Linked DNA regions of Homo sapiens: regions 1, 2, 3, 4, 6 and 7 are each linked to region 5. The links are chromatin loops, found by intact Hi-C in ENCODE. Cell type or tissue: MCF 10A. All regions are shown on one strand.

Region 1 (4,000 bases), 310 kb after region 5:
CATGGTGGCTCACGCCTGTAATCCCAGCACTTTGGGAGGCCAACGTGGGCGGATCACAAGGTCAGGAGTTCGAGACCAGTCTGGCCAACATAGTCAAACCCCGTCTCTACTAAAAATACAAAAATCACCCGGATGTGGTGGTATGCACCTGTAATCCCAGCTACTCAGGAGGCTGAGGCAGGAGAATCGCGTGAACCCGGGAGGCAGAGGCTGCAGTGAGCTGAGATCGTGCCACTGCACTCCAGCCCAGGCGACAGTGCAAGACTCCGTCTCAAAAAAAAAAAAAAAAAAGAAAAAGAAAGTTCCTTCTTCCTTAACTTCTAGTTTCTCAACCCCAAAAAGGGTAGGAGGACTCCCTTTAACACATGAAGGGAAAAATTCGTATGATGGAGGCAAAACCCAGATTCCTTAATCTGGAACCCAAAGCAGCCACTGCCAGGCCAGTTTCCGTAAATCACTTCTACCTCAATCTGAGCAACAGCCTGTCTCAACGGTACGTGGCTTCATGGAAGGAAAACAGGGACCTGAGAGGTGCTAAGGATGAAATCCCTACATACTCCAAGGATGACTCTTACCCACTTTATGAATGAGTAGAAGGCCAGTTCTAGCTTTCCTAACCACAGAAAAGGGAGAAGAGGCACCACCCACAAAAGTAAGGTGTTTGAGTAGCGGGAACACTGGATTCAGAACCAAAAGACTCCAGTTCAATCTGTAAAATCTTGTAGAAGCTCAACTCTAAGCCAGTTTTCTCATTTGTAAAATAAACACCTGTTCTATTTGCCTCACAGGCTTTTATGAAGATGAACATGAAAGCATTTTCTCAGCAGCTTTATAAATACAATGTATTACGACCCATGCAAGCTTTTTCCCTGTTGCCTTCTTTTGCATTCCTGACTCCTCTTCTCCCTTCCTTCTGTTCATAGAACTGAACTATGTGCTCAACACCATGCTAGATAGGAGAGGCTCAAACACAAGTTAAGACAGCAGAGACATTAAGAAAATCAGGCAGTGTGAGACCAGAGCCATTTGGTTCCCAATGAACAAGAACCAGACCTGCTGAGGCCCAGGAACCGACCTCAGCCATATATTTCTGTCTAAGTTTCAGGCCTGCCCAAGACCCTCTCAGTTTAGCTGCAGGGTCTCAGGACTAGAGGTTTAGTGTCTTCCTAAGTCAGACATTCATTGCTGAACCAAGTGATCTTTTTCAAGGCTACTTCCAGCCCCAAGATCCTACCAATTTGCCCCTAACTCATCTGCTTTTTTTATCCTCAATTCACTGGCCTCTACAAACCAGGCAGCCTCAACTCAATTAGAAACACAACTGCCCTCCCTGGCAGCAAAAGGGGGCTGAGAGAAACCAAGAGCCGGAAGTCCTCCTAAATGGCCCAGGGAAAAGGTGAACCTTCCACTGACTTACCCATTCTGGGCACCTAGACTCAGAACTCTGGAAGAAGGGGGAGGTCATCTGGTATAACAGTCCCAATGGCTGCCCTCAAAAGTTCTCTGCTTGTACCTATTTCAAACAACCTAAACAGCCCTGAAATCGACCAATTTTCTCCAAGCATCATCCCACACACAGACATTTCACTATTCCCTGACAGTCTAACTTTAATTCTGCTTGTAGGGATGGAATATATCTGTCTAAAACAGAGGATGTCTTGGTCTGCAAGTTCCCCAACAACAGAATCTACAAGGCTTGACTCATGACCCAATTTAAGTAAAAAATAAAAATAAATAAAACAGACAAGGAGAACGAAGACTGATACTTGGCTGAAGGTTAACTGAAAGGCAATTTCATGACAGTCAAGCAGACTGGGGTCTAGGGAATTGGCAGCAATTATTTTAAGAAATGAGAAGCAAGATTATCGAATTTGGCGCACAGTAGTGTTTCTATATCTGCACAGGCTGCAGGTATGGGGTGATGACATTCTGTGGGCGGTGGGCTCTTTTCCCAGCAATGTGGGAGCCTGTACTCTCCTCTTAAGGACAATTAGAAAGAAGCTTAACAAACCTTACTAAGTTCCAGGTGCACAACCAGCCAGTCTTTTCTTGCTATTTCTCTGCCATCTAGTGGCTGCTCTGGATCATTACAGGCCCACCTCATCGTCATTTTCCTTGGTCCTTCCAGTAACTTCCTAAATGATGATACCACTTACACAGCTAGATCTGGTGGGTGCTTTACCTATGTTATTGCTAGTCTTCACAACACTGCAAGGTACATTATTAATTCCATTTTTCAAATGAGAAAACCAAGGCTTATAGAAGTCACCTGTCCAGGGTTACAGAGGCTCAGTAGAAAATGTGATACCAAAGTCCATCCTCATGCCATTGTATCACTCCTCCTGAAGGAACAGAAGGCCCTGAAACTAAACATAATTTCAATTCTTCCAGAAATGCCTACATGCTCCAAGCTCCTCACAGCTAGCTACGATCTTGGTCAAGCAGGTGGCACCACTGCCTCCTCCGGAGCCCCACAATGCATTGGAACCACACTGGGAACTGGGCAAATCACCCCACTACATTTACTTCATTTGAAAACTGAGAGATCATGTAAAAATGTGTACACAATGTTCATTGTAACCAAAAGGTAGAAATAACTCACGTGTCCATCATTTGATGGAATGAATAAGCAAAATGTGGTATCTCCATACAATGGAATACTATTTAGCCATAAAAAGGAATGAAGTAATGACACATGCTACCATACGGATGAACCTTGAAAACACGTTAAGTGAAACAAGTTGGTTAAAAAAGACTACATATTATAATTATACGAAGTATTCACAATGGGCAAATCTACAGTGACAGGAAGTGGTTCAGCGGTTGTTTAGGGCTGGGCAGATGGGGCAGAAAGTTTCAGGGTATGACAGCTAAAGGGTGTTTTTGAAGAAAAGAGTTTTTGAAGGAAAGAGAAAGTTCTAAAATTTATCAGGTGATAGTTGCACAATTTTGTGAATAAACTAAAAACCACTGACTTGTACACTTTAAGTGAATTGTATGGTACAGGAATTATATCTCAATAAAGCTGTTACACTCACCCCACCCCGCCAAAATTGAGAGGGCTAGTCTAAATAACCTCTAAAAGTCCTTCCCATTGTCTTTTTAAAGAGAGACTCACCTATCATTATCATTCCCATTACTGATAACTTGGCCTGAACCAAGTTCAACTAACTTGAACCAAGTAAGACTATAATATCCTCAAAGCAATTAAAATCAGAGAGGAAATAAACATAATCTGAATCTTCTAGCTCTTTAAAATACTTACAGTTCTACGATATATACAAAACCTAGATTTTGAGAAGCAGTTTTTCTTCCTTATAGCCTTTTAAGACTTTCAAGGATCTCCTTTTTTAAATCCGAGAAGTGTAAGTAATCAGACCTGATGGGACTGTGGAGTCCCGTACTTTCTCTCTACAGCACTTAACACCATCTCTGACATACACATTTTAATCATGTCTGCCTCCCCCTACTAGAATGTAAGTCCCGCCAGTTTAAGAATTTTGTCTTGGTCATCCTACTGCATCATGAGAGGTACTGATATGGTTTGGCTGTGTCCCCACCCAAATCTCATCTTGAATTATAGTTCCCATAATCCCCATGTCCCCACATGTCATGGGAGGGACTTGGAGGGAAGTAACTGAATCATGAGGGCGGTTACCTCCATGCTGTTCTCGTGATAATGAGTTCTCACAAGATCTGATGGTTTTATAAGGGGCTTCCCCCTACCCCCCACCACTTTGCTCTGCAATTCTCTCCTGCCGCCATGTGAAGGACGTGTTTGCTTCCCCTTCCACCATGACTGTAAGTTTCCTGAGGCCTCCCCAGCCATGCTGAACTGTGAGTCAATTAAACCTCTTTTCCTTTATAAATTACCCAGTCTTGGGTATGTCTTTATCAGCAGCATTGAGAACAGACGAATACAGGTACTAAGCAGACGTTTGTTAAATAAATGAATTTATGAACAAAGGAATGAACTGCATTGTTAGTGTTATGTAGGCAA
Region 2 (4,000 bases), 1.0 Mb after region 5:
CATTTTAGAACCCTCTTGGGGATGTCACTCCCCTGGGCCTTTGTCAGGCAGGATTGGCGCAGCCACTGCGTGGTTATCTGCTTAATGCTGCAGATCAGAAAAAAGAACCCTGGACTGGGAGCTCCAGTCCTGTTTTTCCATACAACTCGGCCTCCATGGCCTTGTGCGTTGATTTCCTCCTCCATAAAATGGGAGCATGGGCTCAGGCAACCCTGAGCTAGAACCCTGTTCTAGCCCTGACAGTGGAGGCCTTTGTGATTCCCAGACACTCTCCAGGGGGTTCAGGGCAAGCTTCAGAGACACAGACAGAAGCTGGATCAGCCTGGGCGACATGGCGGGACCCCATCCCTACAAAACATTGAAAAATTAGCCGGGCATGGTGGTGTGTCTGTGGTCCCAGCTACTGGGAAGGCTGAGGCAGGAGGATTGCTCAAGCCTGGGAGGTCGAGGCTGTAGTGAGCTGTGATCACACCACTGCACTCCAGCTTGAACGACAGAGTAAGACCCTGTCTCAAAAAAAAAAAAAAAAAAAAAGCTGGTGAAGAAGGGAAACACCACTTGGTGTGAGCGCCATCTACTCAGACAGCCAGGGCCGTGAGTCTGCAGCTCCAGACCCGGCTATGCCTGTAACCTTGTGTGGATCTCCATGTCTAACAATGGGCTCTGGGTTTTGAGCTCCAGGCAGGGGCCTGGGAGAAGGAAGAAGAAGAGGCTTCCTTACTCCCCACTGGCAGGGGAGTCAAGCCTGGTGTGTCACGGGCTCACCCCACGTCCTCCCTGGCCCTTCAGAGGCCTGGTACTGGGCACTGGAAGCTCGAGGCCTGGTGAGGTCCGGCGAGGCTAAGCCTGGCTCCGGGATTGTTTCTGGGGAGCTGCCTCTTCTAGAGGCCTGATTGGTCTTCCCCTCCCCTCCTCCCCTAGGCCCCCAGCCTGGTTCTCTGCCCCAGCTCCCTGCTGCCAACCCTGCTTTCCAAATCCCAGGCCACAAAGCCCTGCCCAACTCTTTCACTCCCCCACTCCCAATCCCAAATCCCAGCCTGGACTCTGCCCTTTCCTTCCCAGCACAAAGTCCCTTTCCTCCCCAGATCCCCTTACTCAAGCAAGGCTCATTCTTACATTGGACTTCTTTGTCTTCTTTTTTTTTTTTTTTAATTTAAGTTCTAGGGTGTATGTGTGCACAGCGTGCAGGTTTGTTACATAAGTGTACATGCGCCATGTTGGTTTGCTGCACCCATTAACTCGTCATTTATATATTTATATTAGGTATATCTCCTAATGCTATTCCACTCCACTGCCCCAACTCCTTCTTTTTTTTTTTTTTAATTATACTTTAAGTTCTAGGGTGTATGTGTGCACAACGTGCAGGTTTGTTACATATGTGTACATGCGCCATGTTGGTGTGCTGCACCCATTAACTCGTCATTTCTATAAGGTATATCTCCCAATGCTATTCCTCCCCACTGCCCCAACTCCTTCTTCTTCTTCTTTTTTTTTTTTTTTTAAAGAGACAGGGTCTCACTCTGTCATTCAGGCTGGAGTGCAGTGGTACAATCATAGCTCACTATAGCCTAGACCTCCTGGGCTCTAGCGATCCTCCTGCCCCCAACCCCCAAGGTGCTGGGATTACAGGTGTGAGCCATCGCGCTCGTCTTGGACCTGGTCCCTCATCCTCTTCTACCCAGAATGTCCCTGTTCACCCCACGTGGGTCTGCTCTGAGCCTGGGGAAATAGCCAGTATCCTTCTGTCTGTTCATTTCCTTCTTGGTTCGTCTGAGGCTGCTGCTACTCTCTGCCCCTAAAGCTGTTCCCACCTATTCCCAGAGGCTCCCTGAGCTTGACCTGGTTGCTCCTCACCCACCTGAGCTTGGGGCACCCCAATCCACTCCTAGCCCCATTCCCCACCCCACAGGGCTTCCATGGTGCTCTGGGCTCCCCTCCAGCCCCCATCACTTCTTGGGTATCACAGCCTGAAGGCTTGCATCGAGTCCTTCCCTGGATGGACACCTGCTGTCCCCTGCTGGTCAGTTTCTTAGAAGACCTCGACAGTTGTCCAGGCGCAGGGATGGAGCCTGAGCTACCCTTTTTACCACAAGCTGTCACTTCACTGTTGTCACCCAAGCTGCAGTGCAGTGGCAATCTCTGCTGACTGCAACCTCGGCCTCCCGGGTTCAAGCGATTCTCCTGCCTCAGCCTCCCAAGTAGCTGGGACTACAGGCACCCACTAAGAAGACCAGCTAATTTTTGTATTTTGGGTAGAGACGGGGGTTTCACCATGTTGGCCAGGCTGGTCTCAAACTCCTGACCTCAAGTGATCTGCCTGCCTCGGACTCCCAAAGTGCTGGGATTATAGGCGTGAGCCACCGCGCCCAGCCATAACAGTACCGGCCATTAACATGCTTTTTCTAAGGGAATCTTCACAGCAACTTTCTGAGGTAGGTTCTGTTATTGTCCCTGTTTTACAGATTGGAAACTAAAACACTGAGATAAGTCACTTAACTAAGGGATAGTGCTGGGTTTGAACCCAATACTTTCCCCTCCCCCCCTTAAGGACAGGGTCTTGCTCTCTTGCCCAGGCTAGAGTACAGTGGTGCAATCATAGCTCACTGCAGCCTTGACCTCCTGGGCTCAAGTGACCCTCCCGCCTCAGCATCAGGCATACACTACCATGCCTGGCTAATTGTTTTATTTTTTGTAGAGATGGGGTCTCACTATGTTGCCCAGGCTGGTCTTGAACTCCTAGGTTCAAGCGATCCTCCCGCCTTGGCCTCCAAAAGTGCCCCAATATAATTAATAAGGAGAACGAGAACAGCCAACATTAGCCCAGCTCTCCCTCAGGAGTCAGAGCTGCACCGGGCTCTTTAAATTCATCACCTCCTTAAACCTTCTCTCCCACTTTCCACAACGTGGGATGAAACCTTTGCCATTCACTCCACACCCTCAATGCTCCTCCCACAAATACAGCCTGTATGGCCTCCCCAACTCTCAGAGGAGACCTCACAGTGCCAACAAAGTATGCAAAACTCTTACGCATATTTCTTTTTTACTTTGTGTTTTTTTGGAGATGGAGTCTTGTTCTATCGCCCAGGCTGGAGTGCAGTGGCGTGATCTCTGCTCACTGCAACCTCTGCCTCCCGGGTTCAAGTGATTCTCCTGCCTCAGGCTCCCAAATAGCTGGGACTACAGGTACGTGCCACCACACCCGGCTAATTTTTGTATTTTTAGTAGAGACAGAGTTTCACCATGTTGGCCAGGCTGGATTCGAACTCCTGACCTCAAGTGATCTGCCTGCCTTGGCCTCCCAAAGTGCTGGGATTACAGGCATGAGCCACCATGCCTGGCCTTATTCTCCTTATTTTAAAAGGGAGCTAACAGAGTCCTAGAATGTAAAGGGACTTGGCTGACATCCCCCAGCAAGTCAGTGAAGTTGCTGGGTCCCCTCTATGGGCCTGCAGACCCAGGTGTAGGATGTGGTGCCTCTTTACCATTCCTGGCTGCCAGGAGCTCCTAGGATGAGCCTGAAGCTATATGCAAATGTGATCATTTAAATTCACTATGACTCTGAGAGAGAAGGGTTATTCTCCCCACAACACAGGTAAGTGAGCCAATTCAGGCTCACCAGGGTCACAGGACTTATCCAAGTCACTGGATTGACAGGATGAACACTGGCTTCAAGCCCAGGCTTCTCTCTCTGTTCCTCCTACTATAACCAACTGCAGTCCACATATTTTTAGTGAGCACCTACTCAGTGCCAAGCACTGTGCTAGGTGCTGGGGAGGCAGCATGCATCAGCAGACACACCCCTTCCCTCCTGGTGCCCACATCACTGCCGGAGGAGACAGGAAACAGACGTGGAGACCGGCACAGTAATAATCAGAATCCCAGTATCAACCTCAGAAGCTTAGCAAAGTGTCACAGGGCTCCATCCCTGGCGTTCCCCTGTCTCCAGGCTTCTGGAAGTTTCTTCTGCTCCTTCACCCTTCATTCACCAGGGTTTCCCTAG
Region 3 (4,000 bases), 290 kb after region 5:
GGCAATGCAGCCACGACAGGAGAAGCCTCAGGGATGGCCAAGGCCCTGCACAGCCTGGCCCGGCCCACCCATCACGCCCTGGCTCTCTGTCACCCCTAGAAAGGGCTGGTGCACTCCATTTTTGAGCCTGGTCCAGCTCCAGGGTCAGCGGATGGCACACGTGTCTCTGGGGTTGAGCCACCCTAGGGCACTGGGAATCCTGAGGTGTCCAGTACTAATCAGGCCTCGCCCTGATGGGTCTCCAGGCTCTCAGCAGATCAAAAGACCACAGCAGCCCCCACATTCCTCCCTCATCCTTATCTTCCCCATCCTGAGCACTCTGCCAGGAGGGAAGCAGAGGGAACCCCGTCAGGACAGAGCCCTCCATCCTGCTGCAGGCATTTATTAAACACCTTCTATGCACTGTGCCCTGTGTGAGGCACCAAGGGCAGTGTTAGCCCCCCTCAGCAGGTAAATGGGGCATATCCACAGCCAGGTACAGAGGAAAGAGAGTTGAGAGTTAGGGCTGGGTTTGCACTGCAGCTCGCCGCTCTAGCTGTGGGACTTTAAGCAAGTTGCTTTATCTCCGTAGCCTCAGTTTGTTCATCTGTGAAATGGAGCCAAATGCTAGTTGGATACTGAAACGGGCAAGCAGAAACATTGTGGATGAGGGCCTGTAATGCCTGGGGTTCTCACTCTCTAGAGCCGGTGCCCGGTTCCATTTCCAGCCCTGGCACCCAGCCCTGCCCGGGCGAGACCCTGGGGTCTGGGGGAACAGGGGTGGGGATGGGGCTGGGCCTCGTGTGTACGGAAGGGGACAGCTGCTGTGCCAGATGAAGGCAGGGGCTGGGGGTGGGCACTGGTGCCAACGGAAGAGGTTGCTCAGCTCCTTCCTGGAAGCTGGCCCAGTGACTCACGGCCACGGCAGCCCAGCAGCTCACCCTAAGCCCCTGCGACTGTCATTCAGCCAGTCTCCCCTTGCTGAGTTCTGAGCCTGGGTGGGGGGATGCAGGTGGCTCCCCTGGTCCATCTTACTACTTATTCAATGGCAGAGACACATCTATCAGCCTGGCATGGGGCCAGCAGGCCCCTGAGGCCCGGCCACTCCCCACCCTGCCAGTAGAAGGAGGCCCACCAACTCCGACAGTGGGAAAGGCCATATGGACCCACCGGTTTACTGTACCCATAAGGAGACAGGCTCCAAGTATGGCAGGGACTTGCCCAAGGTCATGGTGGGTCAGAGGCTGCCCCCCCTGCCCAGAGAACCCCTGCCCTTGGGTGCCTCCCTTGACCAGAGCCCAGGGCCCAGCACAGCCAGATGCAGCCTTCTTGGCTGCATGCTGTGGGAGCAGAGACTGAGTTGGGGATGGGCCAGCTCTGTGCCCCCACATCATAGAGCAAACAGGGCCCCCACCCTTCTCCAAGAGGCCAAGCCTCGGTCTGAGCAGGAAAGGATCCAACGTCAGGCTCAATTCCTTGTCCCCCCACCGAGGGACACCTGTGGCCTGAACGTGGACCTGGCCCACAGCCAGTAGCCGGGCTCTTGGCGCCCCCTGCAGGCCAAGAGCAACAGGTGGGACTGGCTCCACAGGCGACCCCTTGGCTGGGCACAGGCAGGAGAGCACCCAGGCAGGGCTGAGAAGCCGGGTGGGCCCCTCCCCTTCCAAATGCAGCCTCTGCTGCTTCTCAGCCCCCTTCCTGCCCTTGTCTTCCCTCCAAGGGGCTCCGAGCTCCTGCCTGGGCCTTGTCAGGACACCACCAGTCTGTGCATCCCCTGGGAACCACCTGGTAGATAGGAAGGAGGGGCGGGGAGGCCCCTGGGAGACCAGGAATGCAGGGGGTGGGGAGGGGAGGTTGGCCTTCTTCGGCCTGAGACCGCCTACTTTGCACTTGCCCCATGCTGTACACTTGCCCCCACAATTACCTGGCACCTAGAATGTGCCCAGCTGACAGCCAGGTGCATCACACAGCAAATCACGGGCATTCCTCTTGGCAGCCCTCTGGGTGAGAACCGTTATCTCCATTTACAGATAAGGAAAGCCAGGCTCAGGCTCCACAGCCACGGGGAAAAGGAAACATCCTGGGGATCAATGCCACAGTGAGGAGGACAGTGGCATCCCTGAGTCAGAGCTCCCTATGGCTGAGAAGGAAACATTACCCATACTTATGCAGACTGTTCTCCAGGCCAGTGCCCACCTAGCCTCCCAGGTGCACCTAAGGCACATTCAATTAACCTCAGAGGCCCACCAACCCCCACTGGGACTGGGGCCCAGGCACCTCCACCTTCAACAAACCCTGCACACGTTTCGATGCACAGCCAGATTCAAGAACCGTCACTTGGTCCAACCCACATACCTGACAAATAAAATTTAGCTGCCGCCTGCAAACCTCCAGGGATGGGGAGACAGCTCCCCAGCTGCACCCTGGCTAGCATCTTTGGGTTGAACAAACCCAGCTCCCAGCAGCTTCTGGCCACAGTGTCAATTCTAGTCTTTGAGCCACACAGAGAATACTGTCTCTGCCCAAGGCTGTGAAGCCAGGCAAATGCCAGGTTCAAGTCCTGCTCAACCTCACTGGCTGTGTAGCCCTGCACATGAGGTAAATTACTTAAAATGTCTGTGCCTCAGTTTCCTCCTCTTTTAAATGGCAGCTGGTTGGCTTTCTGAGAGGATTAAACGCAATAATGTAAAGTACTTAGCCCAGTCCCAAGTTCCATAGAAGTTTGATGGAACTTCCATAAGTTTCTTCTTATCATCAGAAAGAATTCCCATAAGTAGGACTTTCTGTGTGCTTTTCTATTTGGTCACCATTCATTCATTCCCTCATTCAGCAAACAAATGGCGACTTCCTGCCTCATTGCCTCGGGCCAGTGTCAGGCCATCTCTCACACAGATCCCTCTTGCTCCAGGTAGCAGTTCCTCCACTCAGACAGAACCGGTGTTCCCTTCTCTTACTACAGATGAGGAAACTGAGGCCCAAAGAGCAGTTACCTTCCCTTTATCCTTCTTCAACAAGAAATTTGTGCAGCTTCCTTTATAAGATGCAACAGCTTCTTCACAGCCAACCCCTAGAAAATCCCCAACCCTTGGGAGACTCAGTGTGCTGGGCAAGCCCCTGGGGGAGGGAGAGCATGCTGCACTTGGCTTTTGAAGCGTCCACACAGCCCACTCTCGCCACCACCACCCATAACCTGACCATCCCTAGACCTCTAGCCCATCACTGCCCTCATTGTCCCACCTCCAAAGGGTGGCAGCAATGACACTGGTCTCCATCTGGTGGTCCTAGGATGTGGCTGGCAGTGAGGATCTTGGTCTTGTGGCCAGAAGATCAGCCAAGGATCACTGGGGTTCCTGCCTAGGACAGGGAAGAGAGACCCTGGGCAGACAGCGGCTCCAGCCTCCTAGCTAGAAGGCATCTCGGCAGGGAACAGTGGGATCCCATAGCCAGGTCTGGGGTGACGTCCTGGCACAGACAGTGGCACGGGGGCTGCCAGGGCAGGGAGGGATCCCGTAGGGGCTCGATGAGCTTCCCTCCCACTGCTGCCACCTGCTTTGCTGAACTTGAGATAGAGGCTTTTTGCAGAAGACAGCATTTCCACTCCCTTGGTGCCCCTAGAGCCGGGCAAGAGGGCCTGTAACTGGATCCAGAGAGAAGTCGGCAGCCAGGCCCAGTCACTGGGACGAGTCAGTTCCCAGAGACCCGGGCTGGAGCTCAGGCCTGGTCCGGGGCCAGGAAAGATGAGGAGGTGGGCTCTGCATCACGTGTCACCCTCTCCCCAGGTACCTGGCCAAGCTGTCGTCGGTGGGGAGCATCTCAGAGGAGGAGACGTGCGAGAAACTCAAGGGCCTGATCCAGAGGCAGGTGCAGATGTGCAAGCGGAACCTGGAAGTCATGGACTCGGTGCGCCGCGGTGCCCAGCTGGCCATTGAGGAGTGCCAGTACCAGTTCCGGAACCGGCGCTGGAACTGCTCCACACTCGACTCCTTGCCCGTCTTCGGCAAGGTGGTGACGCAAGGTGAGG
Region 4 (4,000 bases), 760 kb after region 5:
CACCACCGTGCAAGCCGTTCGTGAGCACAAGGCACCATGCTAAGGTGTCTGTGTGCATCACCTTGTTTAACACGCCATCACTCTGTGAGCTAAGAGCTAGTATCATCTCCATTTTCCAGATTGGAAACTAAGGCTGACGGTCACAGCTCAAGACTGAGTCGGGGCTGGGTGCAGTGGCTCTTGCCTGTAATCCTGGCACTTTGGGAGGCTGAGGCGGGAGGACCACTTGAGGTTGGGAGTTGAAGACCAGCCTGGCCAAAATGGTGAAACCCCATCTCTACTAAAAATACAAAAATCAGCCGGGCATGGTGGCGGGTGCCTGTAGTCCCGGCTACTCAGGAGGCTGAAGCGAGAGAATCGCTTGAACCCTGGAGGCAGAGGTTGCAGTGAGCCAAGATCGTGCCATTGCACTCCAGCCTGGGTGACAGAGCGAGACTGTCTCAATAAATATATATAGCTGAGTTGGAACCCACTCTGTCCAGCCCTCTTGAGCCTGTGCCCTTCCTCACTGGCTCACACTGCCCTGCTCTGTATCCAGGCTGTGTAGTTATGCATTTAGAGCCCTGGTTCCTGGAAGGCAGGGCTTCAGCCAAGCAACGGGTTATTAAGCACCTACTGTGTGTCTTGGGGAGGTGCTTTGTGAGGCTAAAGCTTGTGAGGATGGGGAGATTGGGTTCCTCTGTGAGAGATCTTGAGGCTCCATGCCCGCATCCTATCCCAGAAGGCATTCAAGCCCGAGGATACCAGGACAGAGCAGCCAGGGCAGGGCAGTGTGTACTGTTGGAAGGACTTTTTCCCTGGCAGGAGCGTCCCTCACAGTGACTCAGAGCAGTGTGAAGACCTCAGAGAGGTTTTGTAGCCATATCTGCATCCACTGATCCTTAGGCAAGCCACTCAGCCTCTGGGACCTTGGCTTCCTGATCTGTGAAATGGGGAAGATGATTGTACCTAATTTACAGGGTGGGTTTAAGGACTGGATGAAAGCACTTGGCACAGGGCCTCGGGAACTAGAAGGGGCTGTGCCACTGAGCTGCAGCGCACGGGTGATAGGGACTGAGGTCCCGAAGAGCTCGGAAGAGCTGGATCTGCTCTGTTTGCACACCTCAATTTCCCCCGTCAGCCATGGCAGACATGTAACTCTTGCAGGATCAGCCTCACGGGGCTGTTGTCAGGATCACAGAGATCCCGGAACGCGTAGGTGCGGCCCCGTGATCTGCGCACCGAGAGAACGGGTCCCGCGGGAGGGGGCGGCGAGAGCACAGTGGGCGGGCGCAGGTGCGCCCTTGTGAGCTGGGAGACGTGCGGCGGCGCCTGGCGCCGGGGAGAGGGCGAGGACGGGCGCTGGGGCCGCCTCCATGTAAGGGAGGGGTGAGGAAGTGCGGGGGGTGGCGAGCGCGCGGCCGGTGACTGGGGGCGCTGTCCCGGCGGCTCCGGGTCCCCACCCTTCTCTGAGATGCTCCCGGGGCGCTGTCCCTGGTCCTGGAGCCCGGGCGGCCGTCGCCTGCAGTTCTTATGACGGCCAATTGGTGGCGCCCGAGACCGCGGCGGACTCCCGGACCCATTAGAGAACACGTTTTAAAAAGCGTTCTTCGGCCGGGCACTGTGGTTCACGCCTGTTATCCCAACACTTTGGGAGGCTAAGGCGGGCGCATCACCTGAGGTCGGGAGTTCGAGGCCAGCCTGACCAACATGGAAAAACCCCGACTCTACTAAAAATACAAAAATTAGCTGGGCCTGATGGTGCATGCCTGTAATCCCAGCTACTGAGGTGGAGGTTGCGGTGAGCCGAGATCGCGCCATTGCACTCCAGCCTGGGCGACAAGGGCAAAACTCCGTCTCAAAAAAAAAAAAAAAGCGTTCTTCATTTTCCTGTCATGATATTCCTAGGAAATAAGCCTGCCTACACACCTGACTTCAAAAACCAACTATATACTGGCATAAGAGATGAAAAAGGCCCTCCACCTCCCTACATGAATGCTGTGGCATGACCACACCACAAGAGCCAAAGAAGTAACCAGCCTTGGGCACCTATTTATTAAAAATATACCCTTAGATTTAAAAAAATTAAAATTATCGTAATAGAGATGGAGTCTTGCTTTGTTACCAGGCCGGTCTCGAACTTCTGGGCTTAAGCAGTCCTCTCACCTCAGCCTCTCAAGGTGCTGGGATTACAGGTGTGAACCACCTTGCCCAGCCTACCCTTAGATTTTTTGTTTTTGTTTTTGTTTTTTGAGACAGAGTCTCAAAAACTCCAGGCTAGAGTGTAGTGCTGTGATCTTAGCTCACTGCAACCTCCGCCTCCTGGGTTCATGCAATTCTCCTGTCTCAGCCTCCTGAGTAGCTGAGACTACAGGCGCATGCCACCACACCTGGCTAATTTTTGTATTTTTAGTAGAGACAAGGTTTCACCATATTGGTCAGGCTGGTCTCGAACTCCTGGCCTCAGGTGATCTACCCGCCTCAGCCTCCCAAAGTGCTGGGATTACAGATGTGAGCCACTGAGCCCGGCCTACCCTTAGATTTAAGAGCAGAAAGTCATGTCGCTGTACCTGACCTCTAGTTCAGAATGACTTCAGTAGCTGCACCTTTGAAAAATGTATTATGGATTAAAGCCACACCAAAAAATATTCATTTGTAAACCAGAGTTAGGTTCTAGGATGGGTTACCCGGGCTTTTTACCCACTTGAATATCTAGGAGGATATCTGATGAACAACAAATCTCCTGAAGTGGGACTCTCACCAGCGTAGCTTTCCTGTCCCCCACCCACTGAATGACAGTGGCGACCCCGTCATTTCTGAGGACTGAAACCACCCTGGCGCCCTCTGGGGGGCAGAGCCACCCTTGTTGAGAGCCACTGCCTCAATGAGGGCCTTGTCGGGGTGGAGAGGGGCTCTCAGAGTCCCAGACTGGTTGGCCTCCTGGGAGGGTGGTATCATAAGGAACTGTTGGGAAACTCTCTCCCCCCATTATAGATGAACCAGCAGAGGCCAGAAGTGGGAAGGCACTTGTGATGAGAAATGGTGGGTTGCCAGCAGAGCTGGGGCCACAGGCAGGTCTCCCCAGGTCAGGACTCCGCCAGCCCAGCTTCCTGAGGGGAGCTCTGGGCCTCAAGCAGTCTCCCAGCTTTGTCCAACTGCCCCGAAAATGGGCTGGGAGGGCCACGCCCATAGCAGTGGAGGTAGGAGATGGGGGCTGGCCGGCTAGACACCAGCCTGTAATACATGAGAGGTGTCTTGGCCTCCACTCTGCAATCCTGGAGATGCAGCAATTGCACTCTTCTCTGACCCCCAAAGAGCCATTCTGTCTCCTACCTTTATTTCTTCCCAGTAGTTAGCTGGATGCTCCATGCGTGTTTGTGAGGTGTGTACACATCTGTCTGTGTATATTGTATGAACATAAATAATGTGATTTGAGTAAGGATGTGTGGGCCTGAGATTCCTGTGCCTGTATGTGCTGTCATCAGTGTGTATTTACATGCATGTACTAACGCAGCCGGAGTCAGTAGGTGCATGTGCACTGATGGGGGACCTAAGGGTGGGAGCTGGAGTTGACCTTTGCATGTGCACGTACTTGTGGGTTTGCAGCATGGGGGCTGATGTTCATGTGAGCCTGTCTGCATGCATTTGATCTTGATGTGATCTCTACAGGCATGAGTTAGATGACTCTTTGCATGTGCGTGGCACGGTACTAGGCCAAGTGCATGTGTGACCTGGGAAAGTTTGTGTGCAGTTGTGCACACAGGTCTACCAGAGACCTTGTCTGTCTTGTTCAGACTCTATCGCCAGTGTCTGAATAGTGTCAGCCACACAGTGGGTGCTCAATACAGTGTCAGCCACACAGTGGGTGCTCAATACTGAATGAATGGGGGAAGGAATGAAAGACCGTACACCTGGGTGCTGCCTCCAGAAGGGCTTTGCTTCCAGGGCCTTTCAAGCCACATGATCTGCATGGAGATGAGAAACACATCCTCAGGGGTAGGGCCTGAGTGGGGGCAGGTAT
Region 5 (4,000 bases):
GCTGACATTGCTTTGTAAAGTGCTATGCACGTTTCTGTCACTGCCTAGTTACCAGCTAAATGGCAGCTCTTATGTATTTCTTCCTCCTCTTTCAGCCACACCATCCATCTATTTATCCATCCATACATCCATGTATCCATCCATCCATTCATCCATGTGAAAACATCTGTTAAACTTCTACTGTGGGCCAGATCACAGGGCTAGTTGCTGGGGATGCAAAGATAATTAAGACATGAGTCTTGCTCTAGGAATTTGCAGCCTCATGGGGAGATAGCCATAAAAAGAATCACTTTCATTTGCTGAGCATCTATATGCAGCAGACATGGTGCTAGGACTCCACACGTCCTCTCAGTAAATCCCAGGAGACAGGACCCCAGAGGCATTGCTCTCATTCAGTGCTCTCGCCTCCCTCCTGGATTGCCTAGTCAGGTAAACCTGCCGCATACAGGTGGGAAGGGCCGTCATGGGGGTCTGAGAGAGGCCGGTGGGGCCTGAAGGAGAGAGTGCTTGGCTCCACGTGGGAAGAATTGGGCAGGTGGGAGCAGTTGCAGAGGGCTTGCAGAGGAGGTTGTCAGAGAGGGCGTTCTGGGTGGTTGGGGCAGGGGGCAGGGGGCAGAGGCTTAGAGGCACAGAGCAGCAGGGAGCCTCATCCTCAGGGAACACTGAGAGTTTGGGGAGGGAGAGTTGTTTTGTGTGGGAGGCAGGGTGGGAGTAGATGATGCTGGGGAGGTGGGAGTGAGGGGCCCAGATCATGAGGGACCTCGGCGTCCTGGCTCGGTTGAGCAGTTTGGACTTTGTGCTCTGAACATGTGTTTCAGAGTGAGACATGGAGAGGGGCTGATGTAACCACCCCAGCAGGAGTAAGGAGGCTGGAAGGAGGAAACCAGTGATGAAGGATTTGCCATAACCTTGTCCTGGATGGAGAGCCATGGCCAAAGTGGGTGGAGAGGAATGGCCATGCAAGGCAGCTGTGATGGATTCACCTCTGTGCAAGACAGCTATGACGGAGTTGATAGAAAGTGTGAGAACATGGGCCACCCCTCCTTGGATGTGTAAGTATTATAGACATCCTAGATATAAGTATTACAGACCCCTACCAGGACAGGGAATTCCAGAGGAAGAACAGGATTTGAGGGAAAAAGGCGGTAAATTAATTTTGATGTTCAATAAGCAAGTCAAAGTGCTGCATTCCAGGCAGTGGGCTGGACACCTTAATCCAAACCCAACAGTTCCGTACACTCCTATAACCACTCCCACTTTACAGATGAGGAAACTGAGGTCCGGAGACATTCAGTCTCTTCCCAAGATCACATAACTCATGAGTGGCAGAGCAAGGATTTGAACCCATGTCTGCCTGGCCCCAAGCCTGATGTGAAAAGGAAAATCACAGAGGGCTTTTCAAGGTTCCCATCCTGAAACTCGAGCCTGGTGATGTTCAGCTGTTAGAGCTGGGCGCTTAGAATCATCCCAGGAAGGTACTGACCGCGCCCTTCAACCCGGTCTGCTCTTGGCACCAGAAAAACCCTTTGGGGTTTCAGCCCTTCTCTGAGACTCAGCCTTAGCTAAGCTTACCCTGGGCCAGAGTGGCAGGCTGACCCACAGAGGGGCTGTGTGCGTGGCACCGACTCCCCAGTCCCTGGCCAGGCCACACCGTCTTGCAGAGCCTCGAATGTGACAGACAAGAGATACAGGTACTGGGGATTAATTTGTCGCTTTGGGGTTTGGTGAGAAGAAATGACGTGAGAGAAGGGGAGGAGAGAAAGGTGCGTGGGAGAGCTTGTGGCCCCTCAGAAGTGAACCAATGGATTAGAGGCACCAAACGAATAGTAATAAAAGCAGAAGCAGGGGCTGCCATGTTTGGGGGCTGCTTACCACCTACCAGGCCTTTTTTACTTTATGCATTATTTAGTCCTTACAGTAATCCTATGGCATTGAGGATTCAATTTCATTTCACAGAGGGGGAAACTGGGGCACAGAGAGGTTAAGTAACCTGCACCAGGTCACACAGCCATCAAGAGTTGGAGAGCCCATCACCATCATTCTTCTGCCTCAGCCCCTCCCACTCTACCTGGTGTGCCTGGCAGCCCTGAAGGCAGAGGAGAAAAATGGGGAGCGGGGAGGTGCAGGGCTGGTGAATCCAACCTCCATGAACTTCCTGCTGGGGCTGAAGGGGCAGGTAGGGGACCTGAGCTCTGAATCCATTCCACCCTGACTCCTCACATGACCTTGGATGATCTGTCTCCACCCTGGATTCAATCATCTTTGTGCAAAGAGAATATTCATTTAGGTGGCGTTTCAGTTTCTTTCCAGATTGGAATGGTGTGATTCTAAGAGTCCTGGGACAGAAGGAGTATTGGAGGTGTCAAGGGGCTGGACCGGTGAGGACAGGAGTCGAATGTGCCCCTGATCTCTGTCCCTCTCCTCGGGGCTGCAGCCCTTGTGACATCGAAGTGCCCCACCCCCTCCTTCGGCTTCCCTCGCTGCTGCGCAGAGGCCACTGGAGGGCGCTGTCTCCTCACACTTCTGGCTGAGCTCACCTCCGCTGTCTGAACCTCCTTTTGAGGCTGGAGAGAAATTGAGAGGCCTGGAGCCAGTGTCTGGGAGGCCTCTGGACACAGCTGGACCCACCGAGGCCACATGGGGTCAGTAGGATCTGAGCCTGTGGAAGGAGGTGCCAGAGCAATGACTAGGAGTCAAAGTCCTGGGCTTCAGGGCGAGGGCTTGTGGTGAGCTCTGGACAAATGGCTTTGTCTGTTCGATCCTCAGTTTTTGTATCTGCAGACTGTGGAGAGTGACCCACCTTATGGCACTGTTGTGAGAAGTGCTACAAATGAGAATGTACATGTGAGTGCTTCAAAGAACTCAGATGTTCTCCATGCCAGAGTGGGTTTTATTTATTTATTTATTTTTTGATGGAGTCTTGCTCTGTTGCCCAGGCTGGAGTGTGCAATGGTGCAATCTTAGCTCACTGCAACCTCTGCCTCCTGGGTTCAAGGAATTCTCCTGCCTCAGCCTTGCCGAGTAGCTGGGATTACAGGTGCACACCACCACACCCAGCTAATTTTTGTATTTTTAGTAGAGATGGGGTTTCACCATGTTGGCCAGGCTGGTCTCAAACTCCTAAACTCAAATGATCCACCTGCCTAGGCCTCAAAAAGTGCTGGAATTACAGGCATGAGCCATCTCACCTGGCTAATTTTTATATTGTTAGTAGAGAGAGGGTTTCACCATGTTGACCAGGCTGGTCTCAAACTCCTGACCCCAGATGATCTGCCCGCCTCTGCTTCCCAAAGTGCTGGGATTACAGGCATGAGCCACCGTGCCTGATCCGCCAGAGTAGGTCTTGATGGTTATCACCCTTGAAGAATCATCCAGTAACCCAAGGAGAAGATCATTTGGCTAGGGCCCCGTATGACCTTCAAACTGGCATAGGCACTGAACTGTTCCTTACGTTCTCACAACAGCCCCAAGAGGTATGAATTATTATCATCTCCATTTCATAGCTGGGAAAACCCAGGCTCAGAGAGGCGCCATAGCTCCCCCTGGGTCACCCAGCCACTGGGTGGCCTTACCGGAATTCAGACCCAGGTCTGTTTGGCTCCATAGACTTGCTTAAACTACTGGACTGTCCCGCACTGGCCCATGCCAAGTCAGGAAAGGGTTTGATGTGACCTACTAAAGTCCCTCGGGCTGAGGTTTCAGCTGAGTGTCCTTTATTTAGTCCTTTGGAGGTGTGGACCCGTATGTCTTTGGTATGGATCCACATTTCAGTGGGGTCAGTAACTCCCTGGATTGGTTTTGCCATTTTTTTTTCTCCCCTTGGACTTATACGCATGATTCTTCCCCCTCCCTGGGAAGCAGAGCTGGCCCTGTGACATAGGTGGCTTTACCTGCAGCTTGACCTCTTTACCTCTTTTTTTTTTTTTTTTTTTTTTGAGATGGAGTCTCACTCTGTTGCCCAGGCTGGAGTGCAGTGGTGCAATCTCGGCTCACTGCAACC
Region 6 (4,000 bases), 450 kb after region 5:
CCGTCTCTACTAAAAATACAAAATTAGCTGGGCATGGTGGCATATGCCTGCAATCCCAGCTACTTGGGAGGCTGAAGCGGGAGAATCACTTGAACCCTGGAGGCAGAGGTTGCAGTGAGCTGAGATCGCGCCATTGCACTCCAGTCTGGGCAACAAGAGCAAAACTCTGTCTCAAAAAAAAAAAAAAATTTGTACATACAGGGTGTTACTGTCACATAGTGCTGGGATTTAGGCATGAGTCACCTGCCTGACCAGCAAGTTCTTAAATTCTGCAGCAAGTTCTTAAGACAATGGCTGTAGCATAGATAACCCTTCATAAAAACGCTAATCACGATGCTGGGACGGTGGCTCACGCCTGTAATCCCAGCACTTTGGGAGGCCGAGGTGGGCAGATCATGAGATCAGGAGATCGAGACCATCCTGGCTAACACGGTGAAACCCCGACTCTACTAAAAATACAAAAAAATTAGCCGGGCATGGTGGTGGGCGCCTGTAGTCCCAGCTACTCGGGAGGCTGAGGCAGGAGAATGGCGTGAATCTGGGAGGCAGAGCTTGTAGTGAGCTAAGATCACGCCACTGCACTCTAGCCTGAGCAACAGAGCGAGACTCTGTCTCAAAAAAAAAAAAACGCTAATCACGGCCGGGGCGTTGTCTCTCACACCTGTAATCCCAGCACTTTGGTAGGCTGAGGCAGGTGGATCCTGAGGTCAAGAGATCGAGACCATCCTGGCCAACATGATGAAACCCCGTCTCCACTAAAAATACAAAATTAGCCAGGCATGGTTGTGGGCACCTGTAATCCCAGCTACTCGGGAGGCTGAGGCAGGAGAATCGCTTGAACCCGGGAGGCAGAGGTTGCAGTGAGCCGAGATTGTGTCACTGCACTCCAGCCTGGTGACAGAGTGAGATTCCATCTCAAAAAAAAAAAAAAAATGCTAATCTGGACTCCCCAGTGGTCAAGAGCTTCAGAATATCTGAGGCATGACCAGCTGCACATGTCTTTACCCTAAAAGCTTGCTATAAAAATAATGTTTTCTGGAAGGTAGGTGCAGGGGTGCACCATCTTGCAATTGCTTGACGGTGTCGCTATGGATAGATCTCAAAAGCACTTTATTGAGTAAATGAATTTGCAACTTCTGTTTGCAAGTCCCTATTTTCTTTCTGATAAACTGCACTTGTCAGCCTCTTTCTTTGGCCTCTCAGCTCCCTCGGTCTTTGGTGGTGGTTTGCATAGGCCTGCTCACCGCAGGACAATGATACACAAGCACAAACTCAGAATGTGCACCCAGGCACCCCCGTGTACAGACCCCTCCCGTGTACAGCACTGGTGCACACACATCCATGATGCACACACACATTCCAGAGCACCCATCCCGTCCCCCCTTCCCAGTACAACAAACATACATCTGTCACTGCTTCTTACTCTGGCCTTTGGCTTGGGCCTGACAAAGCCTAGGGCATTAGGCCGGGCACAGTGGCTCACACCTGTCATCCCAGCACTTTGGGAGGCTGAGATGGGTGGATCACTTTTGAGACCTGCCTAGCCAATATGGTGAAACCCCATCTCTGCTAAAAAATACAAAAATTAGCCAGGCATGGTGGCACACACCTGTAGTCCCAGCTACTGGGGAGGCTGAAGCAGGAGAATCACTTGAACCCGGGAGGCGGAGGTTGCAGTGAGCCAAGATGGAGCCACTGCACTCCAGCCTGAGCAACAGAGTGAGATTGGTCTCAAAAAAAAAACCAAACAACAACAAACAAAAGGGTAGGGCACTAAACATTTATGACAAGGACTGCACTCTTAGAAACTCCTAGAATGGAACTGCTGGCAGAAGTTGCAGTGCACCAGGAGTTTGTGGGGAGCCAGGGCAGCACCTTCCTAGGGTCACACTTGGACTCTCCAGCCTAGGATGCAACATCCCAAGTTACCAGCAAGGGGCGCCCGAGAGCCATGATTGCCTCCAGGTGTTTTCTAGGAAGTTGCTAGGTGTGAGGGTGTGTTTGTCTCTGGGTGCGTCTGAGGGACAGGGCAGATCTCAGAGCCTCCTCTTAGGGGTTGAGTTGAGTGTGGTGGACGCACTCACCACCAATTCTGGGGACTGCCTCACTCAGGTTCCAATGCCCTGGCACAGAGCTGGTGCTCAGTTTGTGTTAGATGAGTGGATGAATTAACAAGTGAATGAATGGATGACTGGGGAATGAGGAGATAGGACAGAACTCAAGAGAAAGAAGGTAAAAAGAGAAGGATGGACCCCAGAGATCAGAGGGGAGCTGGAAGAAAGAGAAATGCAGGGAATGGCAGGGAGGAGTCAAGGGGTCGATGAGTGATTTGGGGGCAGGGGCTCAGTCGGCCAGCCTCCAAGCCTTGGCCCAAATGTCTCCCTCCCAGATGCCTCCCACTGCTGCCCTCTTCAATATTCATCTTTCTAGGCTGGTTGGGACTGTCACCTCCCCCAGGAAGCCCTCCCTGAGCACCTCTCCGTTGGGACCCGTCCTTCCTGCCTTTGTGCTTCCACAGCTCTGCGGCATCGTACCAGGGACCCTCTGCTCTGGTTGAAATGTGGGAAGTTGTATCAGACAGACGTAGATTTGGTTTGAATTCCTGTTCAACCATAATTGTGTGATCTTTTTCAAGACACCTAACCTCTCTCTGTGTTTTTTTTTTTTTTTTTTTTTTTTGAGACGGAGTCTCGCTCTGTCACCCAGGCTGTAGTGCAGTGGCACAATCTCAGTTCACTGCAACCTCTGCCTCCCAGGTTCAAGCGATTCTCCTGCCTCAGCCTCCCAAGTAGCTGAGATTACAGATATGCACCACCATGCCCAGCTAATTTTTGTATTTTTATTAGAGATGGGGGTGTCACCATGTTGGCCAGGCTGGTCTCGAACTCCTGGCCTCAAGTGATCCACCTACCTCAGTCTCCCAAAGTGCTGGGATTACACGTGTGAGCCACTGCACCCAGACTGAGACGCTTAACCTCTCTGTGCCTCAGTTTCTTCACCTAGGGTAACACCAATAGCTCCCTCACAAGGTTTCTGTGAGAATTCAAGGAGATAAAGCACTGAACACTGGGCTTGGCCCATAGGAAACACTGAACACAGGGCAGCAATGATTGCTTTCCTGTCCCAGAGAGTCCCAATCTTAAGTGCTCCGTCCCATTGTCAAGTCGTTTGCTGTAGTTTGGGCTCATAACATATTGTCATCAGAGCCTGTAGTGAATACCCCGGCTCAATGAATATGTGCTCCCTGATAACACTCATCTGTAATTCATTTTTTTTTGACATGTATGAGAATATTCATTTCAGTGTTGCTTGAAATAATGAAACATAATTGGAAACAACTTAAAAGTATGCATATTGACAGGAGAATGGATGAATTGGGTATATATAGAATGCAATGTTAAGCAGTGAAAATGATTAAATTAGAGTCATATGTGTCGCTATGGATAGATCTCAGAAGCATTTTATTGAGTAAAAAAGCAAATTACAGAATAATGCATTCAGTATAATGTCATAGTATGTAAAACATTTGAATCCATGCAGACCAATGCTATGCCATATACAGCAATGTGTAGGAATAGAATAAATACACGTAGCAAAGATAATCAGAGATTAGATGGTGCCACCCTCCAAGAAGAAGGGGTGTGAAGTTGGCCAGGGCTTCAGCTGTATCTGGAAGCTTAACTTGTTTTGAGTTCCTTGAATATGGTAAAGGAAGAGAATTCATGTGAGACCTTCTCTATTTTAATCCCTAAGCGTGAAATAGGATGAAGCAACTGAGGCTCAGGGAGGCGTGGCAAAGTGCCCATGCTTTCCCAGACACTGAGAAGTAGAGGTGGGAACTGAACCCAGAGCTCCTGACCCCAGCACCTTCCCTGCCAGGGCAGGCTGCTTGGAACTGCTGGTGGTGGTTTCAGAGGCAAAGACTGTCCCCAAGTTGCTACAGCAGAGCAGCTCTGCCAGGCTGAGCAAGAAGGGTGGGCTTTTTGGTCCACTGGGTCCA
Region 7 (4,000 bases), 1.2 Mb after region 5:
ACAGGTGGCTATTTAAATAATTAAAACTTAAATTAGTTTAAATTAAATTTAAAAGCCACACTTGCCACATTTGAAATGCTTATTAGTGGCCGGGCGTGGTGGCTCACGCCTGTAATCCCAGCACTTTGGGATGCCAAGGTGGGCTGATCACCTGAGGTCAGGAGTTTGAAACCAGCCTGGCCAATGTGGTGAAACCCCGTCTTTACTAAAAATACAAAAATTAGCTGGGCTTGGTGGCATGCGCCTGTAATCCCAGCTACTCTGGGAGGCTGAGGCACGAGAATCACTTAAACCAGGAGGTGGAGGTTGCAGTGAGCCAAGATCGTGCCATTGCACTCCAGCCTGGATGATAGATCAAGATTCCCGTCTCAAAAAAAAAAGAAAGAAAGAAATGCTTAGTAGTCTGCCATACTGGACAGCGCAGGCATAGAGCACAGAACATCCATCATCGCAGGAGGTTCTATTGGACAACATGGGAGATATTTCTTGCCTGGGCCCAGGCACTGCTGTAGGCACATCCTGCAACGGTGTCATTCCATCTCGTGCCCCAGGGTGAAGGCCAAGAGAAGAGCTGACCCTGCAGCCCCAAGCCCTGCATTCCGGTCTCCAGCCTGCAGATTAATCTCTTAACCATGACAGCCCTTGGCTTCCTGTCTTGGAAGATGCACACCACCGAGGGCACACTGTGATTGACTCCACTTCTTCTTTTCTAGTACACTGCAGTTCCAGACCTCTACTTTGAAAATGCCATGCGGTTTTTCAACTTCTCATGGAGGGTCACTGCCGATCAGCTCAGGAAAGCCCCCAACAGAGATCAGTGAGTTCCCCCAGGCCCTGCCGGCAAGGTGCCAGCTCCCCACCTGTGGGCAAGCCTTGGGACGAACTGGCCTTCATTGCACCCTCACTGTGCACCCGATCAGCTATCACGAGAGCCGTCTGAAGAGTGGATGCCCTTGTTATCCCACTTTTCAGATGAAGAAACCAAGGGCAAAAGAAGTATGGCCCAGCTAGGAGCTGGGATGGGCTTGAGCCTGCCCAGCCTGTTGGCAGGGTGAGCCTGGCCTCTGGAGCGGAGCCGATCTGGCACCTTGTCTCCGCTCCACTGCTTTGGGATTTGGAGCCTTCATTTCATTTTCCGCAGAATAGGATGGGAGGAGCTGGTTCTGGGGTCCTCATGGCAGTCAAATGTGAGGACCTCTGGGGAGCGCCAGACCCCAAGGAGGCCCCAGCAAGAGCAGCTTTCCCATTGTTCCTCACTACCACGAATGGTGGGATCTCAGGACAGGGAGCCCACAGAGGCCTGGGGAAGGTTCTGGATGGGCTTGACAGCTGTGCTTCCCAAAGCTCACTGCACATCAGAGTCCTCTGGGGAACTTTTTCAAAGATACAGCTTCCTGGCCGGGCGTGGTGGCTCACGCCTGTAATCCCAGCACTTTGGGAGGGCAAGACAGGTGGATCACCTGAACCCAGGAGTTTGAGACCAGCCATGGTCAACATGGCAAAACCCTGTCTCTACTAAAAATACAAAAATTAACCGGGTGTGGTGGCGCACACCTGTAGTCCCAGCTACTCAGGAGTGAGTAGCTGAGGCACGAGAATTGCTTGAACCCGGGAGGCGGAGGTTGCAGTGAGCCGAGATCGTGCCACTGCACTCCAGTCTGGGTGACAGAGCAAGACTCCATCTCAAAAAAAAAAAAAAAATACAGCTTCCTGACCTTAAATCAGGATAACCTAGAATGAGACCTGGTCTTTGTCCTTTTTATTACTGTCTCCTCAGGTCAATCACAGTAGCTCAGGCCTGCAATCCCAGCACTTTGCAGGCTGAGGTGGGCAGATCGCTTGAGCCTAAGACTTCAAGACCAGGTTGGGCGACATAGGGAGATGTGGTCTCTACAAAAAATTTTTAAAATTAGCTGGACGTGGTGGCACGAACCTGTAGTCCCAGCTACTGGGGAGGCAGAGGTGGGAGGATCACTAGAGCCCAGGAGGTCGAAGCTGCAGTGAGTCAAGATCATGCCACTGTACTCCAGCCTGGGCAACAGAGCGAGACCCTGCCTGAAAAAAAAGAAAGAAAGAAAAAAAAAAACTGTCTCCTCAAAAAAATTAGATGTAGTCAGCCCAGTTCCAGTCTTCAGTCCAAGGTCCTTCCATTCCTCAGTGCAAACATTTGGGATAAATCTTAGGGAAGGGTGCAATCAACTTCTCTTTGCCTCTGGTGCCCCCTGGTGGACTATAGGGGTTCAAACATCTCTATTTCCTTCATTTCCAGCCTCCAACCAGGACACCCCGCTATGTACAAGAAGGTGGGCTTTTACCTTCAGAACATGGCATAGGCTCTGTTGCCAGTTTATCTGAAGTATTTTAACTTAGCTTGAATGTTTTTATTTAAATTTCCTTGCCTACCCATTGAAGTATTTGTGATTATTTGAATATAAATATGATGTTTTAAATTCCTCCATATGGCCAGGTACAGCGGCCCACGCCTGTAATTCGAACGCTTTGAGAGGCCAAGGTGGGAGGATCTCTTGAGCTCAGAAGTTTGAGACCAGCCTGGGCAACATGGTGAAACCCCATCTCTACAAAAAATTTAAAAAATTAGCTGGACGTGGTAGCATGCGCTTGAGCCCAGGAGGTTGAGGTTGCGGTGAGCTACAGTTGTACCACTGCACTCCAGCCTGGGCTACAGAGCAAGACCCTGTCTCTAAAATAAATAAATACATAAATAGAGTTCTTGGCCAGGTACGGGGGCTCACACCGGTAATCCCAGTACTTTGGGAGGCCAAGGCGGGTAGATCACTTGAGGTCAGGAGTTCAAGACCAATCTGGCCAACATGGTGAAATCCCGTCTCTACTAAATATACAAAAATTAGCCACGCATGGTGGTAGACACCTGTAATCCCAGCTACTTGGGAGCCTGAGGCAGGAGAATCGCTTGAACCCGGGAGGCAGAGGTTGCAGTGAACAGAGATTGCACCACTGCACTCCAGCCTAGGCAACAGAGTGAGACTCCATCTCAAAATAAATAAAGTTCTCAGTATGTTCCCATGGCTGTGGGGCTCACCTGGAGGAGGCAGAGTGACTGTCTAGGCTCTTAGAGGAAATGTGGTACCCATCTCACTGCACTCCTCACTCACCCTTCCCCTCTGTACCAGAGAAGTCATTGAAATGCCAAATACCTCATGACTATATACCATTACTTTCAAAACCTTTTTTGGTCTTGGGATCCTTCTACACTCAAAAAAATTATTGCTGGGCGCGGTGGCTCACGTCTGTAATCCCAGCACTTTGGGAGGCCAAGGCGGGTGGATCACCTGAGGTCGGGAGTTCAAGACCAGCCTGACCAACATGGAGAAACCCCATCTCTACTAAACATACAAAATTAGCCAGGCATGGTGGCACATGCCTGTAATCCCAGTTACTCAGGAGGCTGAGGCAGGAGAATCGCTTGAACCCGGGAAGCAGACGTTGCGGGTGATCCAAGATGGTGCCATTGCCACTGCACTGGCCCTGATTTTTTTTAAATTTTATGGAAAATAACTATTTTCAAAAAATTAATGAGAAGAGAGGTATCGTTTTACTTTTTGCAAATTTCTTTATGTCTGGCTTAATCAAAGACAACTGGATTCTCATATCTGATTCTGCAGTCAATCTGTTACCATATGTTGTTTTTATATATAGAAAGAATTCTTGGCCAGGCGTGGTGGCTCACGCCTGTAATCCCAGCACTTTGGGAGGCTGAGGCGGGTGGATCACGAGGTCAGGAGTTCAAGACAAGCATTGCCAAGATGGTGAAACCCCATCTCTACTAAAAATACAAAAAATTAGCCAGACGTGGTGGCGGGTGCTTGTAATCCCAGCTACTCAGGTGGCTGAGGCAGAGAATTGCTTGAACCCTGGAGGCAGAGGTTGCAGTGAGCCAAGATCACGCCACTGCACCCCAATTGCCCTCCAGCCTGGGTGACAGAACAAGACTTTGTTTCAAAAAAAAGAGAATTCTTGC

What was found. Peaks named below come from ENCODE experiments on the same cell type or tissue, not always from the same donor. Only the 100,000 strongest peaks of a DNase experiment are listed, where the experiment ranks them.
Region 1: a loop joins it to region 5, with 22 times the contacts of the local background. A loop is called at or near these places in 70 of 110 quality-filtered maps.
Region 2: a loop joins it to region 5, with 17 times the contacts of the local background. A loop is called at or near these places in 6 of 110 quality-filtered maps.
Region 3: it touches region 5 in a loop (20-fold over the local background); 42 of 110 quality-filtered maps call a loop at or near these places.
Region 4: a loop joins it to region 5, with 10 times the contacts of the local background. A loop is called at or near these places in 5 of 110 quality-filtered maps.
Region 6: a loop joins it to region 5, with 19 times the contacts of the local background. A loop is called at or near these places in 3 of 110 quality-filtered maps.
Region 7: a loop joins it to region 5, with 11 times the contacts of the local background. A loop is called at or near these places in 2 of 110 quality-filtered maps.

Annotation. Positions count from the first base shown.
Region 1 is chr1:22,103,891-22,107,890 of GRCh38, reverse strand. No RefSeq gene overlaps it. Among named protein-coding and RNA genes, the nearest start is that of WNT4, 37 kb to the left of the region's middle. In MCF 10A, a CTCF peak has its summit at 2,076 (motif pointing left); no DNase peak of the experiment used is centred here.
Region 2 is chr1:21,368,745-21,372,744 of GRCh38, reverse strand. No RefSeq gene overlaps it. Among named protein-coding and RNA genes, the nearest start is that of NBPF3, 69 kb to the left of the region's middle. In MCF 10A, a CTCF peak has its summit at 2,020 (motif pointing left); a DNase peak (open chromatin) is centred at 2,004.
Region 3 is chr1:22,129,610-22,133,609 of GRCh38, reverse strand. WNT4 (Wnt family member 4) reads left to right here. Exons shown (of 5, transcript NM_030761.5): 2 at 3,759-3,994. Among named protein-coding and RNA genes, the nearest start is that of WNT4, 11 kb to the left of the region's middle. RefSeq lists enhancers at 1-420, 760-1,518, 1,519-2,279. In MCF 10A, a CTCF peak has its summit at 1,533 (motif pointing left); DNase peaks (open chromatin) are centred at 879 and 1,509.
Region 4 is chr1:21,656,796-21,660,795 of GRCh38, reverse strand. All of the region lies in intron 1 of RAP1GAP (RAP1 GTPase activating protein), which reads left to right. Among named protein-coding and RNA genes, the nearest start is that of RAP1GAP, 11 kb to the left of the region's middle. RefSeq lists silencers at 1,161-1,210, 1,281-1,440. In MCF 10A, a CTCF peak has its summit at 1,531 (motif pointing right); a DNase peak (open chromatin) is centred at 1,495.
Region 5 is chr1:22,415,270-22,419,269 of GRCh38, reverse strand. LOC105376856 (a long non-coding RNA gene) reads left to right here and starts at 306. Exons shown (of 3, transcript XR_947058.2): 1 at 306-429; 2 at 819-1,052; 3 at 2,300-2,939. RefSeq lists an enhancer at 1,125-2,040. In MCF 10A, a CTCF peak has its summit at 2,495 (motif pointing right); a DNase peak (open chromatin) is centred at 2,529.
Region 6 is chr1:21,962,096-21,966,095 of GRCh38, reverse strand. No RefSeq gene overlaps it. Among named protein-coding and RNA genes, the nearest start is that of CELA3B, 13 kb to the left of the region's middle. RefSeq lists a silencer at 1,785-2,052 and an enhancer at 3,537-4,000. In MCF 10A, a CTCF peak has its summit at 1,936 (motif pointing right); a DNase peak (open chromatin) is centred at 1,945.
Region 7 is chr1:21,230,375-21,234,374 of GRCh38, reverse strand. It overlaps ECE1 (endothelin converting enzyme 1), which reads left to right. Exons shown (of 19, transcript NM_001397.3): 14 at 714-817. Among named protein-coding and RNA genes, the nearest start is that of EIF4G3, 55 kb to the right of the region's middle. In MCF 10A, a CTCF peak has its summit at 2,215 (motif pointing left); a DNase peak (open chromatin) is centred at 2,194.